Regions from separate parts of the Homo sapiens genome. Here region 2 is linked to region 1. A link is an interaction called in ENCODE POLR2A ChIA-PET data of the cell type or tissue named here. Cell type or tissue: OCI-LY7. All regions are shown on one strand. Each heading gives the region's core, and the rest is flanking DNA. Links, peaks and the distances in the headings are about the cores only. Region 1 has its middle 12 kb from the start of RFT1. Region 2 holds the start of TKT (transketolase).

Region 1 (15,162 bases), core at 7,517-11,516:
GTCCCAAGGAAGTACCCAAGACCAACTGCAGTGTGCTCCAGGAGCACAAAATGTCCCCACATGAAAGGGCACTCATGGGTATGAGTGCAAGGAGACTTTCCAATAAATCTTTGCCATTCTGACCTTTGCTCTGCAAACTTGGCTGGCTCAGCCCTTACATAATGAGCTGCTGGGACACTGGCCAGCTGACTCAAGGATGAGTATAGGGTGCTCCTGGGCCACCTTGAACCCTTCCTTTCCTTCACTGTCAATTCTAAAACCTGAGTCTACAGGTCTCTGGGCTTCCAGGAGCTATCCTTTTTGGCAATTGAGACTTAGATCCTGTATGTTTTTGTTCCTTCCCTAGCTGCAAGGTCACCCCTTGAGTGCCATGTCCTGTCCTCCTGATCACTCCCCACTGCCACCACACACATGACTCCCACCTTGTGAGGGCCGGGTACACAGCAGGTACTCAGTGAAGACCAGGTTTCCTGTGTTGACATCGCTGTGCCCAGAGACAGCACTCAGCAACCTTAGTGACTGCATGTTTCTTGGCTTCTTCAGCCCCCAGCCTCCATATAGCAAGGGCCAAAAGTTAAGCTGCATGGGGTTGGCCTGGACTTCTGGGGCTCCCTGCACCCAGGAGCACTGGCAGGCCCTGCCCTGGAAGTCTCTATGGGATCCAGAGAAATATGGGCTCTGCCATGGGGGTCAGACGCAGCAGGCAGGAATGTGTCCAAGAGAAGAGGGAGCAGCAGTGCATGATTAAGCACCATGGGGCAGGCCTGCCATGCTAATGGCCGTGGGGTCCGTAGGTACTCAGGCACACACGGGGTTGTTTCTCCTACCTGGAGCCTGACTTCCTTCTCTCCCTGCTTCAAGATGAGGGAGTTTTGGGTGGGAAGCTACCATCACTTCCTTTATCATCACCCTGGTCGCTGTTGGGTGAGTGTGCAAGGACACATATGTGCATGCATTCTTATGCTTAAGAGGCATGGCGTGGGGGCAGCAGGGTAGGAGATGCCAGGTGCAAGCAGGCAAGAGTGTGTGGCCTCCAGAGATGGCTCAGGCTCAGGATCCGCTCCCGAGACACCCTCATTCCACACCACCCCAGCGGAAGTTTTGACAGCGTCTTTCCACATAAGACCAAGGCTTTCCCTCCTGAGGGGAGGAGGGAAGGGGGACAGAGCAGAGGAGAACAAGGAAAAGAGTCCACTGTGCCTTCCCGGCCTGGATCCTCCTGTGTGCTCTACTCTGTGTCCCAGAGGGCCTGCATTGCTTCCCATTGACTCTCCCAGCTACCCAGGCTCCCCGGCGCAGCCCCTGCCCCCAGGGACTGGGCAAAAGGGAGTCTGTGGGCCGGGCACAGTGGCTCACGCCTGTAATCCCAACACTTAGGGAGGCTGAGGTGGATGGATCACTTAAGGCCAGGAGTTCGAGACCAGCCTGGAAACATGGTAAAACCCTGCCTCCACTAAAAATACAAAAAAATTAGTTGGGCATGGTGGCACATGCCTGTAATCCCAGCTACTCGGGAGGCTGAGGCATGAGAAATGCTTGAACCTGGGAGGCGGAGGTTGTAGTGAGCCCCAAGATCATGCCACTGCACTTCAGCCTGCCGAGACTCCATCTCAAAAAAAAAAAAAAAAAAAAAGTTGGGGGTGTCTGTGGAGACCATGGGCATGGGATCTTTTCGTTCTTTCTTTCTTTTTTTTTTTTTTGAGACAGAGTCTCGCTCTGTCGCCTAGGCTGGAGTGCAGTGGTGTGATCTCAGCTGACTGCAACCTCTGCCTTCTGGGTTCAAGCGATTCTCCTGCCTCAGCCTCCTGAGTAGCTGGAACCACAGGCACGCGTCACCACACCTGGCTAATTTTTATATTTTTAAATGGAGATGGAGTTTCACCATGTTGGCCAGTCTGGTCACAAACTCCTGACCTCAGGTGATCCGCCCACCTTGGCCTCCCAAAGTGCTGGGATTACAGGCGTGATTACAGGATACAGGGATTATTACTGTGCCTGGTGGAGACCATGGGATCTTGAACCCTAGACCCTGCACTCAGAGGTCAGCCTCCTTGGAAGGGCCTCCTCCCTGAAGAACTCAATTTTTGATCCTGTCTGGCAGCAACTGGTGCTAAGCTGCCCAAAGGCACTGTCTGGGCATCAAAATAAAACCTGAAAATTGCTACCCCGCCCAGTACCGCAGAGCTCTGCCAAAAGGTAATTATAGGTGGCCTGGGGTGGCCAGCTCTGCATATAGCCCTAAGCTCAGCAGGCCCAGGGCCACAGGCTGCAGGGAGCCCTGCCCCTGCCCCTCTTGTTCTGCACCAGGCCTAGTGCAGAGTGTTCCAAGTCCCAGCTCCAGGGCCCTCCATCAGCCTACAGGCCTCCAGATCTTGGTTGTGGTCCCCTGGGTGTCTGGGTGGATTCCAGACTCTACAGAGGGTGTGAAGAGAGCTTGGTCTCAGCTTCACATCATAACAAGAACAGTAATTCCAGCCCCCACATATCAAGCACTCACTACCTACCAGGCCCTGAACTAACACTTGATGTTCCTTAATTCACAAACTTCCCACAAAGCCCCTATGATATGGGTACCATCATTAGTCCCATTTTACAGGAGGGGATACTGAGGCCCTGGGAATCTAAGTGACATGCCTATGGTCACCCACAGTACCCTGGGTTCTGGGCCAGACTTCACAACCACTAGGCCAGCTTGTCCCTAAAGCCACAGAGGTGAGAGTGAGACAGTGGGTAACTGGCCTGGGTGGAGTGAGACAAGTGACCGGCGTGGAGGCGTCAGCAGCTGGCAGGGGAAGGACAGTTTCCCTTCTGAAAGCTCATTTGCCAACTGTGAGGCCTGTGTGGCCTCACAGGTGGGTGTCTAGGGGGAAACAAGAGACTGGGGAAGGCAAGGGTAGGCACACAGTCTGGCTGCCTCACAGCCGGCACTCTTGGCCATGCCATCTCCCCTGCAGCCTGCCCAGATCTTCTCAGCCCAGAGGGAACCTGTGTGTCCCTGCCTGCTCTTCCCCACCTACAGCGTGGGAAGTGGTGTGAGGGCAGGGCTCCACCCAGGACCGCTTTGTGCCCCTCGCACTGTCCTGGGCGCAGTGGGGGTGTGTGAGTCTACTGCACCCCATCTCCTGCCACACAAGACTCACTGCCTGGGCCTAGCCAAGTTTGCTGTCTGGAATTTGCCTTAAAAAACTCCCAGTCTCTGCTGACTCGTGAGGGCTGAGCTGCGACTTCCCTTGTCCCTGGGCTAAGGTCTTAGTCCATACTACTAGGAAGTTCTAACTGACGTCTCACTTGCATCTAACTGGCTTCTCACTTGCTGTCTGTCATTTTCTCTTCTCACTGGTTCCCTTTCTGGTTCTTGCAGAGGCAATAGTAAATAGGCCATGTGTTCATGTTTCTCATCTACACAGAAAATGGTAACTCTAAATGACTTCTGCACTGACCTTGTTAGTCAACAGTGAATCTACAAACCTTTATTAAATCCCTACTCTGCTGAGAGCTGAGGAAAGGTAGAAGAAGGGGGTGGCAAATTCCTAGGTGAGCTACTGTGCCCACTTCTGTGCTTGAGGCAGATATTGCTAAGTGATCACAGAGCTTCTTGCCGAGCCTGGAGGGATATAGCTCAGAATCCTTGTCAACACAGCTCCAGGGAGCCATTGGCGACCAGCTGGAATTGATACATCAGTTGAAATCCATTGGCCCTCCCTTTGCAGCCCACCTCCTGCCAAGGATTGAGGCCAGGGTCAGGCCAGGGCTTCTTGTGCAAAGCTGTCCTTGCCCTGTCCCCCCCTTGCACTGCCCATGCCCTGATTTCTTTGTCCTCGTTCTCAATGCCTGACACAGGATGGGGAGAAGGCAGACAGTATCATCTGTCTTCTGTCTCAGGTTCCTGCAAGGCTGCGATAGCCTAGTTAGGGATGCGGCCCCACAGTGGCACAGTGCCTTTGGATGGAAGGCATCTGGGCTGCTGCATCAGAGCACCTTCCACACCCGCCTCCATCCGAGACTTGAGACCCTCCCCAGAGCACATCTTCTCAGAACTGCTCTGGGGCCCAGGGATCACAGGTCCCCTTGCCCAGCCTTCTGCTCCCAAGGTGCTCACTGTGCATTCCTTCCCAGGTCAAGGACAAAAGTCTGACTTCTCCCTTGCCCTTTCCAGCCATTCAAACACATGGATTGGCACCCACTGGGTACCAGAGCCCTTGGGAGGGGTCAGGAGCTTCCCTGAGCAGAAACGGAGGGTCCCTGACTCAAGGAACTTGGGGTCCTCAGGGGAAAGAGTCAAGGTCCCAGATGGGTTATTGAGGAAGCATTAGACTTAGGGCCAGACAGACAGGTCAATCCCAGTACTGCCACTTGGGCCTGTTTTCTTGTCTATAAAATAAGGATAATAGAAATAATACACATAATAATGCCTATACCACAGACTTATTTAAGGATTAAGCAAGATAATTTATTCTGTCCTTCAACATTATTTGTTGAGCACCTGCTATACACCAACCTCTGCCCTCAGCTCTAGGGATACGATTGCTCTCTTGGAGCTGACAGTCAGAGGGAGGGCAGACTAGTCACCAGGAATCGTAATAGGAGCCAAGAAATGATCACACAGAGTGAGCAGGGCCCAGATGGGGAAGCCTAGGGACTGAGAGCCAGAGGAACCCTTGACCCCACTCAGGAAATCAAAGAAAGCTTCCAGGAGGAGATGACTCCTGAAGGAGGAGGGAGAAAGTTGTTCCACACCTGAGCGAAGGCTGATCAGTGAAGATGTACATGTGAAAATGTCCAGCACTGGGCCACAGCATTTGTTTTAAAAACACAAGGTGTGAGAGAGGCCCAGACAGATTGTCTTGGGTGCTAGATGTGGGACAGACGAACTGGGCGGGGCGTGTCCAGGGAGCTGCATTATTTACTGTCCCAGCTATAAAATATTTACACAGGCATCCTGATGATTTATGGTGTTTGCTTTCCTACCTCCTGGCTCCTGGCAGGTAAATTATGTGCCCTGCAGCTCACCCCAGGGAGGGGTCCTGGGGTGCGGGCACCATGCTCCTAACTGGGCCAGGAGGAGGGCTCTGGTCCAGCAGCAGGTCAGATTGTTCACTCTCCTAGAGAGACTTGAGCCCCACGGGCCTGAAGTACCTGGCCCAGTCGGCCCAAGGCAGAACCAGGAACTGGAGGGGTGGCAGGGAGGCACTGACAGACGTCAGGCTGAGGGAGAGGCCCACCAGGGCAAAGGGAGAGCAGCCAGTGCCCATGCCACCATGCCCCTAGCTGTGTGGCCTTCAACAAAGTGCTGGACCTCTTGCATCCTGTTTTCTCCCTGGTAAAATGGGGTTAATAATAATACAATTTTGAAGAATAGATTGAGATCACACAGAACAAGGCCTGAGCTGAGCTCAGTCACAGGAAGCTTGAGATTCCTGCATGTTTAATTAAACATCTGCAAAATGTAATATTAGGACAGCCGGTAAACTGTAGCACGCCTTAACTCATACAAAGTAATTCAAAAGTGTTATAATGCGGGAAGTGGGTACATTTTAACTTACTTGAGTTGAGAGCTGAGAGTCTGCAGAAGCTTTGGGAGGGTCTGACCTCTGCTTCTGTGGAGGGAGACCAGTCGTCTCTTATGGTCTACACCTCTTTTGGAGTCTTTCTAGAAACTTTTCTAGAAACTGGTCCATTCTTCTTTTCTGGAGAAGAAGAAAGGAGGAGTCCTGGACAGATGGGGCAGGGCTCAAGGGGATTCCTGCCCAAGGCCAGGAGGTGCCTCCTAGTCCTCTGAGGGGAAAGGGCTCCTTATCCCCAGGCAGAAGGTGGAGCCTGGACATCTGGTGTCACTCCTGGCCTCACAGGGTTGGCAGGTTTGGGCCCATGGCTGATGGGCTCACAGCTATGGAGAGAAGTAGGCACATGGCAGGGTGCGGTGGCTTACGCCTATAATCCCAGCACTTTGGGAGGCTGAGGTGGGCGGATCATTTCAGGTCAGGAGTTTGTGACCAGCCTGGCCAACATGGCAAAACCCCGTCTCTACTAAAAATACAAATATTAGCCGGGTGTGGTTGCACATACCTGTAATCCCAGCTACTAGGGAGGCTGAGGCAGGAGAATCGCTTGAACCCAGGAGGTGGAGGTTGCAGTGAGCTGAGATCGCACCACTGCACTCCAGCCTAAGTGACAGCAAGACTCCATAAAAAAAAAAAAAAAAGAGAGAGAGAAGCAGGCACAGGACTACAGTCTGGGACAGCAGAATGGAGAAGGCATCAGTGGTCAGGGATGGTGAGTGCAGCAGATTCCCTGGAGAAGCGTGGATAAGCAATCAGCTTACACACCTGGGTCTTTTTCCAGGGCCCTCTTGGACCAGGCTGGCCAACTCCTCCACGGAGCAAATAGGCACACTGAAGCCAGAGAGAAGAGGGATCAGAAGGCCACATGAGATCAGAGTTGAGACAGAATCCAGGGAAATTGTGTCCTTGCCCTAAGAGTCCTAGATCTGTAGACTTTCAGAGAACAAGGGTCCTCAAAGACCATCTGGTCCAATCCCCTGCCACAGTACACAGAAGGGGAATGTGTGGGGCTGTTTGCCTCAAATCCTTCTTCATCCTTCCCCTGCTCTGATCTTCGCCTATGGCAGAGAGGCCCAACCTCTTCAGGCTGTATTCCCATGCTGTGTGGCCTAGTTTGGCCTGTAGAGGAAAATGGAGGGAGGCAGGAAGAGAGACACCTTAGGCAGTTTTTCCAGTTGTGGCTGCATCTCCTCTGTGGCCTTAGACTCCCCTGGACAGGCCCCGTGATGTTCTAGCTTCTTCCACATGACCCAAGTATCAGTCAGTAATACTTTAGTGAAAATCAGTTGATGAGGTTCCTTAGGCTTACTGTATTCTCAGACAGAACTCCACAAAGGCTATGGCAGCTGGCAAAAAGGTTAGCAGAGAGCCAGGGTGAGGGAGGCAGATCTCCAAAGGAACAGGGGGCTGACTTCACTTCTCTGAACTTCAAGGTCCAATAGCAAAAGAAGCCATTCTAGGTATTTCAAATAGAGGGAATTGAATGTAGGGAATCCATTATACAAGTGATGAAAAAGTGGAGAAGCTATCAAGGGAATGGAAAGGCAGCCCAGAGGGTAGCACCAGCAGGAAGCTACCACCACCCCCAGGCTAGAGGGACAAAGGGACGAGGCAGTCGTTTGCATGAGCCACTCGGAGATCAGCAGCCTGCTGGATTTTCCCCACCATGTTTCTCAACTGGGTGTTTGTGGCAGAAACTTCCCCATTGAGCACATACTTCCCTCCCTGACTGCAGGCCTGGGAGCACAGCTGGCTAGAAAACCCACTGCTTCCCCTGCCCAGCTTGTGGGCAAGCTGGAGAGATTGGGGCCTGTGCTGCTGCCCCTCCACCTCTACAGTGTCCAGAGGGAGAGCCCAGTGCCTGCTGAGCCCAATTACCAGGGGATTGGGAAGAGAGCTGAGGACAGAGGTCTTCCAAGCAATGCCCCAGAAACCCAGGAAATTGAAATCTCCATCCCATTGTCCAGACTCTAAATAGCACCAACCCCTCAGGTACTTGAGGCCAATTTTCAACAAACTGATGGACCCTTACTGAGCATCTGCTGTGTGCCAGACACCATTATGTTATGTTGGTTTTACCTGACTCCGAACCTATGAGGCGGGAATTGTTGTGTAACCCCATTTTATAGATGGGGAAACAGGCTCTGCAGGGTCAAGTCACTTGCCCAGGGTCCCTATTCTAACATGAGGCTGTGCTCTTTTAGATGTATTCTCTCACTGCCCTGAAGTGCAGACATGGACAACCTTCGGCATTTACTGTCTCAATATTTGCGGTTACAAGTGTTCGAGAGTGACCTCAAAGGTGGGGGATTTTCTGTCATTTGTAGCATTGCTGAGGCATGATTTTGAGCTCTGCGTAGGTCAAGGCTGGTGGCAGGAGGGAGTGACTGATGTGGGGGCTTAAGCAAGGTGAAGCAGGCTGAGCTCTTGGCCAGCACCCCCAGGGGAAGGCATGGGGCACTCTCAGGTTGTGGCGTCAGATTACCTGATCCCCTCCTATGGTTGCATGACCTTCAGCCAGTTCCTTTACCTTCTCACCTGTAAGATGAGACACATAAGCCTGACCTTGGAGGGTTCTCTTGAAGAATGAGATCACGCATGTAAAGGTCCAGATGCTCCTGGGGCGCAGTGGGTGCTGTTAGGACACTGATGTTGATCACGGCCTTTGGAAAGGGAGGCATATTTAGGGTTTGTGGCAGGTCATGAGGCTGAGTCGGTAGGAGCTCCAAGGGCAGGCAGGGTGATCAGCGAGGGCCAGCGTAGCCAGGAGTGTCCATATCAGTGAGACATGAAGTCAAGTAGGCAGAAGGGGCTGGGTATGTGCTCAGAGGCTCTGGTCTTTGGGGTCACAAAAGCCCTGAGGCTCTGCTCCTTCCTGGTGGTATGACCTCGTGCAAGTTACTTCAGCAGGGCCTCACTTTCCTCATCTATATAATGGGGGTGATGTCTGCTCATTTCCTAAGGTATATTGAGGAGATTAAAAACAATAATGCTTCTGAAGCCCCTAGCTCATGTCTGAGACAAGCTACAGGCTTCACTAACATCAGCAGTTACAATTATTTAACATCAGTGGTGTCTATGATTTTCATGAGGGTGGGACCAGAGCTCCAGAGCATGAATTGAAGGTGACACTTTCCCCACATCCCCAGCAGCCTCAGGACCCACTTGCTTCCCAGCTTTGGCCTTCTCTGAAGGAGGATTCCTATAGCACCCACAAGGAAGAGGCTTTTCTCCATCACTTCCCGTCAGAATTGGGAAATGGCAGAGGCCTCCTGACCTGGGGCACTTTTGACTGCTCCATCAGCTCCTACAAGGCTGATTAGGAAATGGGTCTAGATAGCTGGTTGTGAGGTGCTGGCTCCATCCACCTGGCTTCAGCCACAGTGCCACTCTGTAGAGGCCCTCCCTGACCCCCAGCTGAAGCAGGCCTTGACATCACATCACCCTGCCTTCCTGTCTTCAGGGTACTTATCGGGATCTAGAATTCTCGGCCCACCTCCCTGCACTGGGAGGAAAGCTCCTTGAGGCAGGATTTGTACCCTGGAACCCAGCACTTAATAGGGACTGGTAAACATTTGCTGAATGAATGAATGAATGAATGAATGAATGAATGAATGACGGCCAGGGAGGCAGAAGGTTTATGTTGGTGGGAGGCACAAGCACACTAGACAGAAGGCCTGAGTTCCAAGCCTAGCTCTGCCCTCAACAGCTATGTGACCCTGGGTCTCAGTCTCCCCACCTGTAACATGAGGTCTTTGGGGAGATGAGCTTCAAGACCCCTTTGAGTTCCAACAGTCTGTGCCTCTGAGAGGTCCCTGACAAGCTGCAACTCTAGGAAGCCTTCTGGCCACTGGGTAGCAGGAAGTTGCCATGACAAATGCAAGCAAGTCTATTTTGAAATATTTTCTGATTGGCTGTGCCTGAGCCATAGTGAGTAAGCCTAGAGAATTCTCCCTTCTCCCTTCCCTTGGGGCCACCTACCCTAGCACGTGACTCAGGGCACACATACACACAGTACCACAACCACTCACAGAAACACATGCACACGCATGCTCAGTTCATGCACACACACTCATACACTCTCTCTCTCTCACTCACACCCAGAGAGAGTTATACCTGCATGCACACCCTCAGCACACAGTTGCCCATATATGGTCACACAAGCACACCACACAACACAGGTGAACACACACACATAGGTACTCCTATGCATCCTCACTCACACACATTCTCACACATGCACACACTCACACACTCATGAACACAGGCATATGATCACACACATTTGTACTCATACACACACACTCATTTGCACACTGCCATATATGCACTAACTTGCATCACTCACACCCACACAATGCTTACACAATCACTCACGCTGGCACATGCTTACACACTTTCACCTCACAAACGTACTAACACAGTCTCTCACACACATGCTCACATGCTCAACCAGCATACACACCCTCCTACAGGCACACACACCCTCACACCCATGCACACATACCCACTCACTCATATTCATCTACATACTTACATTTGCTGTCCCACCTGCACACTCATGTAGTCATGCAAACTCAACTGATCACACACACACACATGCACACATGCACACTCACGTACCCCCTTCTGTTGCACAAGCTCAACCCCCACTCATGGGCAGATTGCCATTCCAGGCTATCCAGGCCTGGCCTTCTCTGATGGCTGCTCCCTGCTTTCTTTTCCCTCTTGGTTCTATTTATTTTTCTTAGCCATGATGAGCATATTTGGAGAAGGATCTATTTTCATCTTATCTGGAAACATATTTCCTCTCAGTCATGAGCTCGACAGATCAGTGAGAAGACTCCTGGCTGCTGTGGTGTGGGCTGGGAGGGCTGAGGCCAAGCCAGGATGGAGGCCAGAAAGCCACAGAGGTGGCAGGGCTTCCCAAGATGGTCTGGTAGCCCGAGCCAGGGCCACTGCCTCTGAAGTCCTTTTTGGGTAACCCTGGAGTTCAGGGCAGCTGCTCCCCATAAACGTGACTGTGTCTCAGGGAGTCTGACCTCCCTCTTTGCTTCTTCCATCTGACCTGGGGGTGCCCCTGGCTCCTTATTGCTGCTTTTTTCTATAAAAGAGTAGAGCCTTTATAGATCATCTTTTCCCTCTCAGTTTTTACGTGACAAGAAAAATAATGCATTCTATTCAGTGAACATTTCCATTGCATGCAAGATGTCATTGCAGCCTCATAACTACCTTAAGAGGTTGTGCTATTCATTTCACAAATAAGAAAACCAAGGCTCAAAGAGGTCAAGGGACACGCATAAGGCACACAGCAGTGGGGACAGAACAGGGTCCTTCTGTCTTCCTGTTGCTCAGGCCACAGCAGCCTCACTGTCTCTAGCACTCACCCTGCAGAGTTGCCTGCAGGTGACCAGAGACTAAGAGGCTGGCCTTGGCTGGGTGGTGGGTTTAAACTGGGACTCCTAAGGGTTCATACCCAGGTGGGTGCCTGCTCTGTTGGTGGCCTGGGTGGCTGCTATGTGTGTTTAGCTTCTAGCTGCCAGGTATTGATCACACTGGTGTTGGGTATGGCAGGGCAGGCCTCTGGGAGGGTGGATTGCACAGATAGAGACTCTGAAACCTGAAGCCTTTGTCTCAGGCCGTACCTCCTCCCCTTAAGGACCAGTGTCCCTTCCTTTACGCACATGCTTCCATGTGACAACCCTGGGAGGCAGAGCAGGGGAGGGTAGGCCTTCATGCCCCAGGCCGAGTCCCTGGCTTTGTGTGCCCCTTCCTGTCCCCCTGTATGTTGGCACACAGGAGATGCTCAGTAGATGTTAGCTAAAATCAAAAGAATAAAAAAGTGGGCTAAGGATTTAAACAGGCATATCTCCAAAAAAGATACAGAAACATCCAATAAGTTCATGAAAAGATGTTCAATAACACTAGTCATTAGGGAAATGCAAATCAAAACCACAATGAGATACCACTCCATACCCAGTAAGATGGCTATAACCAAAAAGATGGACAATAATAAGTATTGGTGAGGACGTGGAGAAATTGGAGCCCTTATACACTGCTAGTGGGAATGTAAAGTGGTACAGCCACTGTGGAAAACAGCCTGTTTAACATAGTTACCACAAGACCCAGCAATCCCACTTCTAGAGAATTAAAAACACATGTCCACACGAAACCCTGTATACAAATGTTCACAGCAGCATTATTCATAAAAGTCAACCCAAATGTCCATCAACTGATGAATGGAAAAACAAAATATAGTATATCCATACAGTGGAATATTATACAGCCTTAAGAAAGGAATGAAGTACTGATATATGCTTCTACATAGATAACCTTCAAAAGCATGCTAAGTGAAAGAATCCAGACGGAGACAACCCCATTCTGTATGATGCTTTTTATATAAAATGTCCAGAATAGGCAAATCCAAATAGACACAAAGTAGATTAGTGGTTGCCAGAAGTTGGAAAGAAGAGAGTTTGGGGAGTGACTACTAATGAGTATGGGGTTTCTTTTGGGGATGATGAAAAATGTTCTGGAATTAGATAGTAGTAATAGTCGTACAACTCTGTAAATACACTAAAACTCACTAAATTGTCCATTTTTAAAAAGTGAACGAAAGAAAGAAGAAAGAAAAAGAGAAAGAAAGAAAGAAAAGAAAAAAAGAAAAGAAAAGGAAGGAAGGAAGGAGGAGGGAGGGAAGAAATAAGGGAGAAAGGAAGGATTGAAGGTCAAAAGAATCTCTGTGGGGATGGAGATGGAGGTCCAGAAATATTAACTGCTTTCCCAAGGTCACGCGGAGAAATGATGTCAGCCCTGATGATGCAAATACTATAAAAATGACACTAACAGATCCTGTTTGTTAAGCACACTCATTCCATGTGCCCAATGGTGTGGATGCCTCCACATGCATTATCTCATTCATTTCTCACCACAACCCATGTGGTGAGTATTATTATTATCCTTATTTTTACAGATGAGGAAGTGGAAGCTCAGAGAGGTGAAGTGACTTGCCCAAGGGCATTTGAGCTTAGATTAGTCCATCTCTAAATGGTAGGGAAAATGGTTCTGAGTGACCCTGTGGTGGTGGTTGTTGTTTTGAGACAAGGTCTGGCTCTGTTGCCTAGGCTGGAATGCAGTGGCACCATCTCGGCTCACTGTAATCTCTGCTTCCCGGGCTCAAGCCATCCTCCCACCCCAGCCCCCTAAGTACCTGGGACTACAGGTGCACACCACCACGCTTGGCTAATTTTTGTATTTTTTGTAGAGATGAGGTTTCCCCATGTTGCCCAGGCTGGTCTCAAACTCGTGAGCTCAAGCGATCTGCCCACCTTGGCCTCCCAGTGTTGGGATTACAGGCATGAGCCACTCAGCCAGCCGTTGTTTTTTTTGTTTTGTTTTGTTTTTTACATGGCAACCCACATCCTCAATACAAGAGGAAAGCTGGTGGTGCTGCTGCATCTGACAGGTGCTCAGGGCTCAGGGAGGGACATCCTGGTTCCCAGCAATATGCAGGTCTCCAGGCTGGGACTCCAGCCCTCTTCAGGAGCAGGTGCTTGTGAGTAGCTTTTGAGAAACTGGCCCAGGAGAATCTGGGACAAATCTCCAAGCTGGGCTGTTGTTTTAAGGGGCAAGAAACAAAACAGTTGCTCATGCTGGGGGCCTCAGCTGGCTCTGGCCCAAATTCTTTGGGTGTTTGGATAAATAAGGGCTACCTTGTTTCACCTCTGTGTGACCTTTCTATGTGTGTAGCTCTGGGTCCCAAGATCCAGGCCCCAGGGAATGTCCGTTCCCACCCAGTGCATGAAAACCCCTGATCCAGGCCAGCCCTGAGTATGCCAGGGGCACTTCCTCACCAGAAGTTTTTCAATTGCTGAGGAGCAGCTTGTAGAAAATGGTAAAGAGGGCCTCTGAGGGCCAACAGTATATTACTGTAATCCCACCTCATAAGATCAATGAGATTAATTGGAGTGATGCATGGAAGGTGGAGGCCTGACTCAGGGGAAAAGATTTTACAATATCAACCATGATTACCATTATGCGGCCCACAGACCCAGAATCAGAGAGCCTGAAGGCTGACCCTAAACCAGCACACATATTTGTGTACTTGCAGCCATGCACACCTTCATACCCACCCCCCACACTACATGTGCTGCACATGACCTTGCATTCCCGCTTTCACATCCACGCTTGCAGGTAAACTCACAAGCATGTCCATTCATATGCAGGTAGACATGCACCCACACATGGACGTTGTCTATCTGAAAGCAGACTGGCGAATGGGCCTGTACACACATGCAAATGCACACTCACTTTCCCCCATGCGCGTGAACATATGCACCTGAATTTGTATTCATTCACATATACACATCCACACCCATGAGCCTGCTCCTCTCAGGACCACCAGCTCAGCACTGGCCACTGACTGGTGAGTGGAAGAACCTCTGCACTCCGGAGCAGCCACAGCCAACTCCTGGGTCCTCCAACAGGCTCGGCAAGTTCCCACCTGTGAGCCTTCATCGTTACTGTGTTCTCAGCCTGGCATGTCCCTCTTTTTGACTAAGCCCTTTTGCCCTTCAAGATTCACTTCAAAAGCATCCCCTCCAGGAAAGCTTCCCTGATTCCCCAGCCAAAAAATCTGCCCCCTGACTCCTGAGTTCCCCTTGCCAGTTTTTACCACCTCAACATACCTGGTATCACTCTTGTGTTCCCCTCAAAAGGAGAAAGCACTGCTGCCTGAGTGAGCAGTGACTGTGGCTTATTCGCCCGTGTGCCCCCTTCTGACGCCCAGCGCAGAGTGCTGAATGGAATGAAACATACTGATGTGTGAGCTTTGCAGGTTACTGTTTTCCCTGTGCCCAAATCAATGCCCAGAGGAGAAGGCAAAGCCAAGGCCCCATGATTGCTCATTGCAACCCATGGGCAGACCCTGGGTCCCAGGGGCTGGCTGCCCTGTGTAGTCTTCCTGGCACCGAATTCTCCCAAGGCCCTCACGTAGGCACGGCCTCCAGCCCCTACTGCTCTGACCTCTGGCCCTGGGCCCAACGCTAAGGCTTGTCTAGCCTGGAGGCAGATCTCAGAACTTGCTTTGCTTTTTGAGGCAGAGAGACTTTTCTAGCTCACTGAAGGAGGCAGCTTTTCCAAGGTGCCTGAAGATCCCACCTCAGGCAGTGCTTCTGAGAGCCTAGATCATTGTATCAGAAGCCCCCAGAGGCTGGGCATGGTGGCTGGCCAGGCACAGTGGCTCATGCCTGTAATCCCGGCACTTTGGGAGGCCAAGGCAGGTGGGTCACTTGGGGTCAGAATTCAAGACCACCAGCCTGACCAACATGGTGAAAACCTGTCTCTACCAAAAATACAAAATTATCTGGGGGTGGTGGCGCGCACCTGTAATCCCAGCTACTTGGGAGGCTGAGGCAGGAGAATCACTTGAACCTGGGAGGCGGAGGTTGCAGTGAGCTGAGATCACACCATTGCACTCCAGCCTGGGCAACAAGAGCGAAACTCTGTCTTAAAAAAAAAAAAGGAAGAAGGAGAAGGAGAAAACAAAGAAAAAGAAGAAGCCCCCAGAGTGTTGGTAAATGCAGATTCCTGAGCCTACCCC
Region 2 (15,162 bases), core at 7,765-11,764, 110 kb before region 1:
AGTGTGGCTGAGATGGGTAGGGCTGGGGGACCTGAATTATATCCAAAGGGTGGAGGAAGAACAACATGGGAGTTAAGCTGGGGAGGAACACTTCTCTGGCAGCCATGGGGAGGGTGAACAGGAGGCTGAGAGAGGATGGGGTGTGAGGGCAGCAGGGAGCCAGATGTTAGCTGGAAGCCAGACAGGATCCCAGGGCTTTCTTCCAAGTGCCATGTGACTTCTGAGGCGTGAGGGTTCGAATAAAGACCCTGGGACCTGGGGACAAGGGAACCACCCTGGACAAACTGGGTGCTAGCAACACCTCCAGCTAGCCTAGGATTCTGGTTCTGAAGCTGACCTTCAGGAAGACCAAGAGCTCTTGAAATAAGGCTGAACCCTTGGGCCCTGTGAAAGGGAAAACACTCAAACTCTGTTTTTCCTCTGTTCTCACACCACAACAATTAACACAAAAGACTCCTGTGATCAAATGTGTGGGGGTTTCTCCCCATGCACCAAGCAAGCAACCAATTCTGCAGCAACACCAGCTGGGTGTCCTCCAACTCTATTCCATTCTGATGCTAATTACCTGGAGATAGCCTCAGAAACCACAGGTTAAGGATTCAGTCCCCCAAGAGCACCTCCTCCTTCCCATGAGTCGCAAGATTGGGACTGACCAGCTTCAAGTTGGGGTTCCCACCACTCCCTCTTTGGGTTCAATTAATTTGCTAGCGCAGCTCTCAAAACTCAGGAAAGCACATTTATCGGTTAGTTACAAAGGATATTTTAAAGGAGACAAAGAAACAGTTAGGCAAAGAGATACATAGGCGGAGGCCTGGAAAGGTCCCTAGTGAAGGAGCCATTGTCTCCATGGAGCTGGAATGTTCCACCCTCCCAGCACGTGGATGAGTTCTTGTTCACCTTCCTGTGAGCCTCCACGTGTTCCGCTGTCCAGAAGCTCCTGAACCCTGTCCTCTTGAGCCTTTCATGGACATTTCATTGGACAGACATGATTGACAACCTTGTGGAAATGTGATTAGACCAAAAGTATATGATCTAATACTAACTGACTGAGTGGGGAAACCCCGCAAGACCTGTGTGTCCTGACTCTTCTTGACCTCTCTGTGAAGCTCACTGTCTGGTAAAAGGGCAGACTCTTGAAACCTTTTGAAAACTCTGTGCCATCCAACTCTGTGGCCCTTAGGACAGTGGCTCCCTAAGGGAGTGGCCTCAATTTCCCCATCTGCCTAACGGGACTCATCCTTATCACTCTGCACCCACTCTGGTCTTCCCTCCTCATGGGTATGGGACAGAACCCCTTCTCATGGGGGTCTAATGACCTACAATTACACGAGGTAGGTGAGAGAACTTACTTATGGCCAGCTCCAAGACAGACCGGCAGGAGAAGATCCTGCCATGGGGAGAGAAAGGAGCAGGTGAAAGGAAGGTAGGAGAAGGCCTGAGAGACTCTGTTTCTGGGGTCTGCTCCTGAGGTCTAAAGCACCCCAGTGGTATAACAAGGGTTGGGGGCAGTTCTAAGCCAGGGGCCTGTATATGCATATCATAGTATCACAGGCCCCATTCATGTGGAACACCAGGAGGAGAGAGAGCCTCCCTGAGGTCCCTGGAGCTCCAGGTGGTGGGGAGGGGACAATTTTCTTTCCATTACTCCTAGGTCCCCAGAGCCATGGTGAGTTCTGTGCCATTGTCAGAGACCAGAGTGATAAGGATGAGTCCCATTAGGCAGATGGGGAAATGGAGTCCACTCCCTTAGGGAGCCACTGCTCTAAGGGCCACAGAGTTGGAAGGCACAGAGCTTTCAAAGGGTTTCAAGGGTTTGCCCTTTTTCCAGACAGTGAGCAGCTTGAGGGCAGAGGTGGCACCTGCCAGGCATCTGAGGGTGGCACACTGTGGGGCCCCCCTCCAATCCTAGCCCATAGCCCTCACCAGCCAGACACCATAGGGCCAGCCTCTGCGGGCTGGGCCAGCAGGAGCCAGGTGCTATGGGATGCCATACTTAGGGTCTGATTGGGCATCTGGGGGTCAGGCCAGCAGAGGAGCACCTGGAGGCGAGCTGGGGGACTCACTCAAATTCAGTCAATCGCCTCATGAGCCAGAGCTCTCTGAGTATGGGCAATGCAGGGAGGACACAGAGGACACAGGGCGGCCACTGGTGCCTCTTGGATCTCTCAGGGTTTTAGCTCCCTGCCCAGCCATCCGTTTGAGGGTCTTGCCTTTATCTTTCCTCTGTCAAATGGAGCTTCTTCCTCTGTAAAATAGGCATTGTAGGCAGTATGTACCTCACTGGCCAAGTGTGGTGGGCAGATTGAATGAAACAGTGTCTGTGATGAAAGTCCCCTCCCTAATCCCACTCTGGGGAGCTTCATACCTCTGGGAACCATGGGGTCTGATAACAGTAGTGGTGGGTGCCCCTGTCCCTACAGACCTGGAAGCAAACCCAATAATCTCCCTAAAAGTCAGTAGTGTTTCTAGGCCCTAATAATTTGTAAAGGATCTTCCCCTAGTAATTTCTCAGTTATCATCACCTGGCATTGTCATGGCTACCACTATCCTATTCTCATTTTCAATAATCCCCATCCCCTGTGCAGGGCTCTAAAGCCCTGAGTGGCTGGGCATGGTGGCTCATACCTATAATCCGGCACTTTGGGAGGCAGAGGAGGGCAGATGGCTTGAGCCTAGGAGTTCAAGACCTGCCTGGGTAAAGTGGCAAAACCCCATCTCTACAAAACATACAAAAATTAGCCGGGCGTGGTAGTGTGTACCTATGGTCCCAGCTACTTTTGAGGCTGAGGCAGAAGGATCACTTGAGCCCAGGAGGCTGAGGCTTCAGGCAGCTGTAATCACTCCACTGCATTCCAGCCTGGGTGACCATGGGTGACCCCGTCTCAAAGAAAAAACAAGTTTTTTAATTATTAGAAAAAAGAAATAGGGCCTGGTGCGGTGGCTCACCCCTGTAACCCCAGCACTTTGGGAGGCCGAGGCGGATCACCTGAGGTCGGGAGTTCAAGATCAGCCTGACCAACATGGAGAAACCCCGTCTCTACTAAAAATACAAAATTAGCTAGGTGTGGTGGCGCATGCTTGTAATCCCAGCTACTAGGGAGGCTGAGGCAGGAGAATTGCTTGAACTCAGGAGGCGGAGGTTGTGGTGAGCCAAGATCATGCCATTGCACTCCAGCCTGGGCAACAACAGCGAAACTCAGTCTCAAAATTAAGTCCTGCAGTCTCTTGGGCCTGGGGTTGGTCGGCTGGGGCCAAGCCTGGCACCCACCAGCCTTGTGACCTTGATTGCCCTTGCCAAGCCTCAGTTTGTCCATCTCTAAAATGGGATTCGCCGTGACAAGTCCACGGAGGACTGTGTGGAGGAGGGAGACTGAGAGGCTTTCGAGTCAGGAGCCCAGACTCGAATCCTGAGTTGTTCGTTATGTTATTATTATTGGTGTGTGTGGTTAACTGCTAACCTCGCAGTCCGCAGCGGCCCAGCGCCTAGGGGAGGGGAGCGGGCAGGAGGCGGCCCCAGGCGGGGCGGGGCTGAAGGCCTGGGGTGATCCGAGCCCCGCCTCCTCCCCCTGCCCCGCCTCTCCCATCCCCGCCCCGCCCCGCCCGGCGACTTAACGCGCCCCCGCCCCGCGCCCGGCCTCGGCAGCCGCCTGTCGCCGCGGGAGCAGCCGCTATCTCTGTGTGTCCGCGTGTGCGCCCGGTCCCCGCCTGCCGCACCATGGAGAGCTACCACAAGCCTGACCAGCAGAAGCTGCAGGCCTTGAAGGACACGGCCAACCGCCTACGTATCAGCTCCATCCAGGCCACCACTGCGGCGGGCTCTGGGTGAGTGCGCGGCGCCGGCCGGGGACGCGGCTCGGGCGGGGCGGGGGGCGTCTGCGGCGGCCAGAGTCGCCGCGGGCTCTGGGTCGCGCTGCGAGATGCCTAGACGAGGAAGGTGGCCCGGGCGCCGTCGGAGGGCGGAGACGCGCGCCTCGCAGGGCCCCGGGCTGCAGGCGGCTTCCGCTGCGCCGCACACTCGCCCTACGCCCGGGCTCGGCCGCGTGGGCCTCTGGTCCTCCGTGCGCCTCAGGCCGGCTCTTCCCCACGCGGATCGCCGGCCGCGCAGCTGCATGGTGGCGCGGGGGATGGGCTCGCGACTCGCCAAGTACCCTCTAGGGTGATGCCGGGAAGGCCACCATTACTGCTGTTCTACAGAACGCGGCCCTCTTAACCCTCTCCACCACCTGGCTGTGTGGGCGCCGCCGGGAGTGTTCCCCCTTCCAGATGGGGAAACGGAGGCTCCGAGTTAGTCAGCTACCCAAAGTTACACACAGGGAGATCTGATTTGAGCCCCAGCAGTCCGACTCTAGAGACCCTGTTTTTAATTCCTCTTGCAGGAGACTCGGGGGCCCGGCCTTCTCCCCACCTCAGACTACGCTCCCCTACCCCTGTCTCCTGCCACCCCTGGGTTGGGTCCGAGTTTGGAGCAGGGGGCTGCTGAGACGCCAGGCAGCGGCGGGGCTGATTGGGGGAAGAGGGGAGGAGGGCGGTGGCACGTGGGTGCAGAACCCTGGGATCCATTGTGAAAAGGAGGTCTAAGATTTGACCTGGGGCGGGAGGAGGCGGAGGGCAAGGAGACTGAGAAGGCTGAGCGCCGGAAGGACGGAGTTCCAGGGCCCTAGCGCCGGGAGTGACGTCCTGGGGCAGGGCCAGCCACCAGGTGCTGTATCTCCCAGGCAGGAGCTGGCGTGCCTAGGCCCCAAGATCCTTCCCTGGCCAGCCCTTTTGGCCCAGAAGGTGGACACCCAAGGAGCCTCCTCTGTAGCGGAGACAGGGATAATTAATGAGGGCCACCGTGCATGCAGCTGGAGGTGTCCAGTGGGGTGGGTGAGGGGGTCAGTCAGTGAATTACTTCAGAGCCTGCTTCCCGCTCTGTAAAGCGGGGACAGTAATGGCACTTAACCACGCTGGGTGGTTTCAAGGACTCCAGTGCTCTACTTGGAGGCTGCTTTGAGGCCACAGTGCCAGCAGTGCTCCGGGCTCATGACAGGGTTGTGAGGGCTGCGTGATGGATGATTTCTCGGGACCTTCCCAAACAAGCTCTGTTTCAGACAGACAAGATTCTGGCTTCTGGCCAATTTCATTCAGGATATATTATTAAGAAGTAAATCTGTTCACCTTTCTGGGTGGATACGCATTCACCCTTTGTGCCTCTAAGACACCCTGTTCTCAGAAGGGATTAGATGTCTTTCAAAGCCCTTCCCCCACCCACTGCCTTGCACACTTTGGACCTGTTAGCTCTCCTGGGTTTGTGTCAGTCTTACCACTTATGTGGGGTATCCCCTGCCTGGGCAGGGACCTGGCTTACTCTCAGCTCCCCTTTCACCAGCCTGGCACACGGTAGCTCTGCAGGCCTTGTATTGCTTATTTGGTACTGTTGGACCTGCTACCTTTGGCCGTTTCAGGGGGTCTGAGGTCTAGCTGGAGAGAGGCAGCAATTACCCAACTAAGTAGTATTGCACATCTGAGCATCTTTCAGGGCTAGATAAAACATGCAGATGTTTACAGGGTTCCTGAGCTGCCAAGTAGGTATCTGGTATGACACAGCATCATCGTTTGTTGCATCCTGAGAATAACCCTGTGAGATAGATTGTGTTGTATTCACATTTTATAGACGGGAACACTGAGGCTAGTGTGTTAAGTTACTTGCCCAGGCTGGGAATTGGTGGCCATTCCGTACTGTCTGGTTGGGGCTCATGCTGTCAGGAATGCTTCTTGGCAGGGCATGGTGGTTCATGCCTGTAATCACAGCACTTTGGGAGGCCAAGGTGGGAGGATTGCTTGAGCCCAGGAGTTCCAGACCAACCTGGGCAACACAGTGAGACCCCATAGCTTAAAAAAAAAATTTTTTTTTTGAGATGGAGTCTTGCTCTATCGCCCAGGCTAGAGTGCAGCAGCACAATCTTGGCTCACTGCAACCTCTGCCTCCCAGGTTCAACTGATTCTCCTGCCCTAGCCTCCTGAGTAGCTGGGACTACAGGCATCCGCCACCGCACCGGCTAATTTTTGTATTTTTAGTAGAGATGGGGTTTCACCATCTTGGCCAGGCTGGTCTCTTGACCTCAGGTGATCCACCCACCTCGGCCTCCCGAAGTGCTGGGATTACGAGTGTGAACCACTGCCCCCGGCCAAACATTTTTTTTAATTGGCTAGGTGTGGTGATGTGTACCTGTAGTCCCAGCTACATGGGAGGCTGAGGCAGAGGATCACTTGAGCCCAGGAAGTTGAGGCTGTAGTGAGCCTTGAACATGCCACACACTGCAGCATGGGTGACAGAGTGAGACTGTGTCTCAAAAGAAAGAAAGAGAGAGAGAGAGAAAGAAAGAAAGGCCAAGAAAAGAAAAATAGTTGGGCATGGTGTTACATGTATGCCAGCACTTTGGGAGGCCAAGGCAGAAGGTTCGCTTGAGGCCAGGAGTTCAAGACCAGCCTGGGTAACATTAGCAAGACCCTGTCTCCAAAAATAAATAATGTTTCGGCCAGGCGCAGTGACTCATCCCTTTAATCCCAGCACTTTGGGAGGTGTAGGCGAGTGGATCACCTGAAGGTCAGGAGATCGAGACCAGCTTGGCCAACATGGTGAAACCCTGTCCCTACTAAAAATACAAAAAATTAGCTGGACGTGGTGGCGGGCGCCTGTAATCCCAGCTACTCAGGAGGCTGAGGCAGGAGAATCACTTGAACCCGGGAGGCAGAAGTTGCGGTGAGCTGAGATTGCACCATTGCACTCTGGCCTGGGCAACAAAATTGAAACTTCTTCTCAAAAAAAAAAAAGAATGCCTCTTGGGCAAGCAGTCTGTGCCAGGCTGGAGAATGGTGAAAAAGGTGAAAGGGAAGGCCAGGTACAGCCGCGGTGGATATTAGTCAGTCTGAAAGGCACTTGGAGAGAAATAAGATTTACAAATGTAGGGTGCTCCAAAAGAGTGGAATGTCAAGTGTGTCTCCTAGTTCTTTGTTAGGCAAAGTCTGATTTCCTCACCGCCGTTACCCCTCCGGAAACATACTGTGGTGTCCGAGAGTTACACCATGTTTACATTGTAATGTCTTGGAGAGGGAAGCTCACTGAACTCAAAAAATATCCATTTGCAAAAGAAAAAAAGGATATGTAAAATACAGTGACTGTGTGTGTGTATGTATATGTTTAAAATATGCAAAAAAGGAGGGAAAACTTATTTTTCAGAAGGAAATAACGTTGCTATGCAACCCATATTTTGAAAGTTGTGAGCCAAGAGTATGTGTGTGTTTGCACCCAAAAGCTAATCAAGGAAGACTTGAGACACAGGTAGTCTTCTGTTTCTTGTCCCCAGATGTTTATCTTGAGGCCCACTGTTCCCTCTCTGCAATGAGGCATAGAGTGAAGGCTCAGTCCGGAAGCCCTGGCCCAATCTGGGCTGTAGTCACAGCTAAAGTGACAGTTTGTCAGAATGTCCCCTTTTCTGGGGGAGCTCACAGGACTTTGATCCAGTTCTTTTTCTTTTGAGATGGAGTTTCACTCTTGTTGCCCAGGCTGGAGTGCAATGGTGCGATCTTGGCTCACCACAAACTCCGCCTCCCAGGTTCAAGCAATTCTCCTGCCTCAGCCTCCCAAGTAGCTGGGATTACAGGCATGCACCACCACGCCCGGCTAATTTTGTATTTTTACCCCGTAGAGACGGGGTTTCTCCATGTTGAGGTTGGTCTTGAACTCCTGACCTCAGGTGATCCGCCCGCCTCGGCCTCCCAAAGTGCTGGGATTATAGGCGTGAGCCACCGCTCCTGGCCCCTTTTCCTTTTTTCTTTTTTTTTAAGACAGGGTCTTGCTGTGTCACCCACCAGGTCTGGAGTACAGAGGCACAGTCATGGCTCCCTGCAGTCTTGAACTCCTAGGCTATAGCAATCCTGCCTCACCCTCCTGGGTAGCTGGGACCACAGACATGTGCTACCATGTCTAGCTTTGGTCCAATCTTTTGCTGGCCACTTACTGAGACAGGATTTGTACATTCTGTGAGGACCCAGGCTCGTTTCTCGATAGCTTTCCCATTCCTATGCCATTGCTGACCCGTGTGCAGTGAACCTCACCAGGCCCAGGAAGCAGGGACACTGGCCTCTGTCAGGAGTTGGGCCTGGAGGTGAAGGGACAGACCTCACAGAAGGCTCTTTGTTGAGGCAGCGCCCACAGTGGCTAGAGCTTCTCTGGGGTCATCTCCTTCCATGGGCTGAAGGAATTATGGCAAGGGTCCAGCTCATCCTGGCTTTAAAAAAACAAAACCCCAGTGGCCTTGTCAGAAGTGGCCTGGATGCTGAGGCTGGTGGCAAAGATTTCTCAGTTCTCACCAGGGCCAGACTGTGGTGTTATCCAAACAGTGCAAGTGTCATCTGAGGACTCCATCACAGTCAGGCCTGATTCAAAAGGGAAGGTGGTCTGTGCTTTCAACAAGTCCCCCCAGGGTTTCTGACCCACAGCTTTGGGGAGGTTAATGCCTGGCCAGTCCTGGCTGGTGGACACAGGAGATGAGTCCAACCCTGGCTCTGTTCCTAGTGGCTGTGCCTTTGTCAGAAAGGCCCTTCCGGCCAGGTGCGGTGGCTCATGCCTGTATTCACAGCACTTTGGGAGGCCAGGGTGGGAGGATTGCTTGAGCCTGGGAGTTCAGGACCAAACTGGGCAACATAGTGAGACCTCATCTCTACAAAAAAAAGAAAGAGCTGTGCATGTGCCTGTAGTCCCAGCTACTTGGGAGGCTGAGGTGTGAGGATCACTTGAGCCCAGGAGTTCAAGGCTGCAGTGAGTTATGATCATGGCTCTGCACTCCAGCCTGGGCAACAGTGAAACCCTGGCTCTTAAAAAAACAAAACAAAACAAAAAAACCTTCCTATCTCAGGTTCTCAGTTGCCCAGGCTAGAATGCTGTGGCGTGATCTCTGCTCACTGCAGCCTCCGCCTCCTGGGCTCAAATGATGCCCTCATCTCAGCCTCACAAGTAGCTGGGACCACAGGCATGAGCCACTATGCCTTGGCTAATTTTTGTATTTTTTGTAGAGTTGAGGTTTTGTCATTTTGCCCAGGCTGGTCTCAAACTCCTGGGCTTAAGCGATCCACCTGCCTCAGCTTCCCTAGAGTACTGGGATTACAGGCCATTTTCTCCATCTTGAAAGGAGAGGTTCATGGATAGGTGGTTTCAAACTGGGTGCCTCAGGAGTAGGGCTGGGGATGGAGTGAGTGGGCTCCGGGGTCCCACCGCCCGCTGTTGCTGATTTTACATCCTGGTGCTCTTTGTGCCCTTAAAGTGGCTGGGGTTGTATCCCAGTTTACCCAGCTCTGACATCCAGGTGCTTTGGCTGAAGGCTTGAGGGCCTCCTGGGGTCTCTGGCCCCATGTGGCTCCGCCTCTCTGGGCCTGTTTCTGTTTTTGGGCTGCCTCAGGACCCATCCTGGCCCTGACTGAGGCAAGAGCATGACCGTTGAGATTGCCCCAGCAGCAGCATTTCCTCACTCAGTGTGAAGACACTGGCCACCCTGGGGTGGCTTGGTTCTCTGCCCGAGTGACCTCTCCTCTGCAGGGCTGGTGGTCGGTGTTTTAAGAAACTGGAAGTGAAGTACAGCACCTAGTTAGGATCTGGCTGAGACTTTGTCGTGGCTTCCTATGGACTCTAACTGATGTCCGGCCCCTGTTGTGGCTCTGACCCCTCAACATTCATTGTCTCTTGTGGCAGGCTTGTTGTCACTGTCGCCTAGTTCCACAAAATCAGGAACTCCCTTCTTGCCACAGACCAGTTTGCCCTGGGTGCTGGGGACACTTCTAGAGGTCAGGGACCTGCACAGAGCTAGGTCCTCAGGCAGGCTCTGCTCCTGCCCTGAATGGAGAGGCAAGGTAGGGGAGAGAGGATGTGCTGGGAGCTGGGGTGAGCCCACCTGCAGATGGGGGTTGCTCAGAAGTCAGTTGCATTTGTGCACTGGGTGGAATCTCCGAGGACTACACAGCTGGAAGGGAAGTGTGGACGCCCAAGAACTTCCTCTACTGAGCTCTCCTAGCACCTTTTTCTTCATTTATTTGTTTGTTTGACAGAGTCTCGCTCTGTCACCCAGGCTGGAGTGCAGTGGGGCGGCGATCTTGGCTCACTGTAACCTCCACATCCTAGGTTCAAGCGATTTTCTGCCTCAGTCTCCCAAGTAGCTGGGATTACAGGTGCATGCCACCACTGCCCAGCTAATTTTTGCATTTTCAGTAGGGATGGGGTTTCACCATGTTGGCCAGGCTGGTCTTGAATTCCTGACCTCAGGTGATCCTCCCGCCAGCCTTGGCCTCCCAAAGTGTTGGGATTACAGGCGTGAGCCACTGCTCCAGGCCCTTTTTCTTTTAAAAACAAATTTTTAGGCCAGGTGTGATAGCTCACACCTGTAATCCCAGCACTTTGGGAGGCCAAGGTGGGTGGATCATTTGAGGTCAGGAGTTCGAGACAGCCCAGCCAACATGGTGAAACCCTGTCTCTACTAAAAAATACAAAAAAAATGAGTCGGGCATGGTAGCAGGCACCTGTAACCCCAGCTACTCGGGAGGCTGAGGCATGAGAATCGCTTGAACCCGGGAGGCGGAGGTTGCAGTGAGCCAAGATTGTACCACTGCACTCCAGCCTGGGTGACAGAGTGAGAACTTGTCTCAAATAAATAAATAAATAAAAATAAAAACAAATTTCTAGCAGCTTGATTAAGGTATAATTGGCGTATCATAACATTGTAAGTGATTTTAATGAATTTGCAGAGATTTACTACAAAAATTTACCACATCTCCTAAAAGATCTCTTCTGGACATTTGCTGTCACTCCCCATTTCCACCCCCAGTCCTGGGCAACCACTAATCTAATTTTCTGTCTCTAAATTTAACTCTTCTAGACATTTCATATAAATGCAATTATACAGAATGAGTTCTTTTGGGTCTGGCCTCTTAGCATAATTTTTAGAGGGTCATCCATGTTGTAACATGAATCAGTACTTTGTTCCTTTTTTTTGGGGGGTGGGGGGCAGGGTCTCCACTGTGTCCCGAAGCTGGAGTGCAATGGCACAGTCATGGCACACTGCAGCCTCAACCTCCCGGGATCAAGCAGTCTTCCCAGCTCAGCCTCCTAAGTAGCTGGGAGGCACTCACCACCATACACAGCTAATTTTAAAAATTATTTGTAGAGACAGGGTATGTTGCTGAGCCTGGTCTCAAATTCTGGGCTCAAGTCCTCTTCCTGCCTTGGCCTCTCAAAGTGCTGGAATTAACAGGCATGAGCCACCACGCCCAGCCCTTCATTTCTTTTTACGGCTGAATATTCCGTTGTGTGGACATAGTGCATTTTGTTTATCCATTCACCAGTTTTTCTTAGCATTTTGCTCTTATCCTAGCTCTGCTGCTGGCAGGCCGTGTGACTTTAGGCAAGTCACTTTCTGTGAACCTTAGTGGCCCCATCCTCCGAATGAAGCATAGTCTAATATTTACTGAGCAATTGCTAATTTCTATGCATGGTGCCACGTTCTGTACATACACACTACATCATTTAGTCAGATTCTTCTTTTACCTCCGTTTTATAGTGAGGAAACTGAGGCTCAAAGAGGTTACAGCCCCAAGGTTACTAGGATACATCATGTATTCATTTGTGCACTCAGTTTGTGCCTGGTACTATTCAAGCCTGTGGATACAACAGTGAAAGGCCCAAAGCTCTGTCCTCAAGGAGCTTGTATTGCAGTAGGGTAGACAGGCAATAACCACCTAATGTCAGGTGGCAAGCATGAGTGAGGGGAAGAAGAGCTATTTTAGACAGTGTGGTCAGGGAGGGCTTCTTGGAAGAGGTGACATGGGGCAGAGATCTGAAGAAACAACCTGAGGTCTGGAGCCAGAGGTTCTTTCCGGGCAGAAGCCAGCTCGGGTAGTTCAGGGCACAGGAAGAGCAAGAACTGCTTCTGATGTTCATTTCCACCCTGACATCCTGGGATTCTCTCCTGAGTATTTTTTTTTTTTTTTTTTTTTTTTGAGGTGGAGTCTGTTGCCTAGGCTGGAGTGCAGTGGTGCGATCTCGGCTCACTGCAGCCTCTGCCTCCCAGGTTCAAGCAATTCTCCTGCCTTAGCCTCCCATGTAAAGTAGCTGGGACTAGTGGCCCGCACCACCATGCCCAGCTAATTTTTGTGTTTTTAGTAGAGGCGGGGTTTTGCCATGTTGGCCAGGCCGGTCTTGAACTCCTGACCTCAGGTGCCTCAGGTGAGCCACCGCCCCTGGCCTCTTCTAAATTTTTTTTTTTTTTTTTTTTTGAGGCTGAGTTTCACTCTTGTCTCCCAGGCTGGAGTGCAATGGTGAGATCTCAGCTCACTGCAACCTCTGCCTCCCAGGTTCAAGCGATTCTCCTGCCTCAGTCTCCCAAGTAGCTGGGATTACAGGCACCCACCACCATGCCCAACTAATTATTGTATTTTTAGTAGAGACGGGGTTTCACCTTGTTGGCCAAGCTGGTCTCAGACTCCTGACCTCAGGTGATCCACCTGTCTCTGTCTCCCAAAGTGCTGGGATTATAGGCGTGAGCCACCTGAATATTTAAAAAAAAAAAAGTATATGCATAAAGAAGAAGATAAATGATGTACTCTTGTCATAAATAATGAACCTGTGTGTAGCTGCTCCCAGGATTAAGAACTAGTACATTACAGTGATTTTTGGAACTACAGTGGGTCCCTCCATCCTCATCTTCCCTTCCCCTGAGAAAGAACTATACCCTGAATTTTTTGTTTGTTATCATTCTATTGTTTTCCTTTTTTTTTTTTTTGAGACGGAGTTTTGCTCTTGTTGTCCAGGCTGGAGTGCAATGGCGCCATCTCGGCTCACTTCAACCTCCGCCTCCCGGGTTCAAACGATTCTCCTGTCTCAGCCTCCCGAGTAGCTGGGATTACAGGCATGTGCCACATGCCCGGCTAATTTTGTATTTTTAGTAGAGATGGGGTTTATCCGTGTTGGTCAAGCTGGTCTCAAACTCATGACCTCAGGTGATCTGCCCTCCTCGGCCTCCCAAAGTGCTGGGATTACAGGCTTGAGCCACCGCACCTGGCCTGTTTTCCTTGTAGTATATACAAAAAGACTTGTACATAAATCAATATGGTCTTCTTTGTTAAACAGATCCTTCTGCACTGTGCTTTTTTCACACTATATTTGGGAGAGAATATTGATACCGGATTTGTGAAGTGTAGCTCGCTCATTCTTACTGCTGTATAGTATCCCATTATATTAATATATTCCAGTTAACCTCGTCTATTGATAAACATATAAGTGAGTTCCAGGTCTTGCAATTGCAAACAATGCGGGGCAGCCCTGTTTGTGTTTCCTTTTTTTTGTTGTTGTTGTTGTTTTTTTCCTGAGATGGAGTCTCACTCTGTCACCGAGTCTAGAGTACAATGGCACGATCTTGATTCACTGCAACCTCAGCCTCCTGGGTTCAAGTGGTTCTCCTGCCTCAGCTTCCCAAGTAGCTGGGATTACGGGTGCCTGCCACCATGCCCAGCTAATTTTTGTATTTGTAGTAGATACAGGGTTTCACCATGTTGGCCAGGTTGGTCTCGAACTCCTGACCTCAGTTGATCCACCCACCTCAGCCTCCCAGAGTGCTGGGATTACAGGTGTGAGCCACTGTGCCCGGCCTGTTTGTGTTTCCTGTAGAATGTGTGGAACATGTGAGTACATTTCACTGTATGTTCCTACTGGTGAAGTTGCTGGGAGTTAAGGGATGTGCATCTTCGGCTACTGATCTGGTTTATTTTTAATGCTTGAAAGATTACTTAGGTTCTCTATTTCTTCTTGAGTCAGTTTTGGTAAATTATTTTCATTATTGTTATTATTTTTTAGACAGAGTCTCACTCTGTTGCCCAGGCTGGAGTGCAGTAGCATGATCTCGGCTCATTGCAACCCACGCCTCCGGGGTTCAAGCTATTCTCCTGCCTCAGCCTCCCAAGTAGCTGGGATTATAGGCATGTGCCACCACGCCCGGCTAATTTTTGTATTTTTAGTAGAGACGGGGTTTCACCATGTTGGCCAGGCTGGTCTTTGAGCCGCTGACCTCAGGTGATCTGCCTGCCTTGGCCTCCCAAAGTGCTGGAATTACGGGTGTGAGCTACCGCGCCCAACCTGACATCCATTATCTCTTGAAGGAGCCCATCTGGAGGGTGAGGGAGCCTCTCTGGCCTTTTCTTGCATAGAAACCTGTGAGCAGGTGGAGTGAGCACTAAAGCGATGACAGAGATTCTCCTGGCCAGGGGACATCTGGAAGAATATATATTGTCCTGGAGGGGAGTGGAGAGGGGGCTTTTTTTTTTTTTTTTTTGAGATGGAGTGTTACTCTTGTTGCCAAGGCTGGAGTGCAATGGTGCAATCTTGGCTCACTGCAACCTCTGGCTCCCAGGTTCAAGTGATTCTCCTGCCTCAGCTTCCCGAGTAGCTGGGATTACAGGCGTCCACCACCACACCTGGCTAATTTTTTGGTATTTTTAGTAGAGATGGGGTTTTACCATATTGGCCAGGCTGGTCTTAAACTCCTGACCTCAGGTGATCCGCCTGCCTTGACCTCCCAAAGTGCTGGGATTACAGGTGTGAGCCACTGCCCCCAGCCTGGAGGGGGCTTTAAGAGACTTTCTTTGGGCCTAGCTCTAAGCTTGCCACACCACCGTCACAGGTTGAACTAATTGGGGTTGTAAGTGGACTGTTTTGGTCAAGGCAGGGTGTGTTAGTTTTTTTTTTTTTTTTTTGAACAGTCAAGTGTGCTTGTTAGCCCTGTTTATCACAGAGTCAGGGTATACAGTAAGTACCCTGTAGCCCCTCCACCGTGCTCCTCACCCCATCTCTCGCCAGTGTTCACCCAGAGTTGTCACACACAGCACCACGGGATGGGGCGTCCACCTGCAGTTGTGCAGGCAGTCTGGAATGGCAGGAAAAACTCTGGCCCTGAGGAGGCCACAGGCTTAAATGTATGCCTTTGGCCCCAAAGGCCCGCTAGGAAGTTGAGCTTGAAAGTAACTGTCTCCTGTGTGCTCAGTGCTTTACAGTGTGCAGAGCCCGGTCTCAATCCTTGGTGTATTTCTCCCCTCTTGCCTGCCTGTGGCCAGCAGGAGTGGGTGGTGTCACCATCCCTGCCTGTA

What was found. ChIA-PET counts read pairs that join two places held together with the same protein. Peaks named below come from ENCODE experiments on the same cell type or tissue, not always from the same donor. Only the 100,000 strongest peaks of a DNase experiment are listed, where the experiment ranks them.
Region 2: POLR2A ChIA-PET joins it to region 1 with 8 read pairs; 8 of 35 experiments call an interaction of 5 or more read pairs at or near these places.

The regions. Positions count from the first base shown.
Region 1 is chr3:53,135,327-53,150,488 of GRCh38, reverse strand. No RefSeq gene overlaps it. Among named protein-coding and RNA genes, the nearest start is that of RFT1, 12 kb to the right of the region's middle. RefSeq lists an enhancer at 927-1,734. In OCI-LY7, for the core only: no CTCF peak of the experiment used is centred there; a DNase peak (open chromatin) is centred at 9,457.
Region 2 is chr3:53,244,496-53,259,657 of GRCh38, reverse strand. TKT (transketolase) reads left to right here and starts at 3,636. Exons shown (of 14, transcript NM_001064.4): 1 at 3,636-3,822. The coding sequence starts at 3,716. RefSeq lists silencers at 791-1,085, 3,350-4,039 and an enhancer at 791-1,085. In OCI-LY7, for the core only: no CTCF peak of the experiment used is centred there; DNase peaks (open chromatin) are centred at 9,460 and 9,987; H3K4me3 peaks cover 2,242 bases; H3K27ac peaks cover 3,382 bases.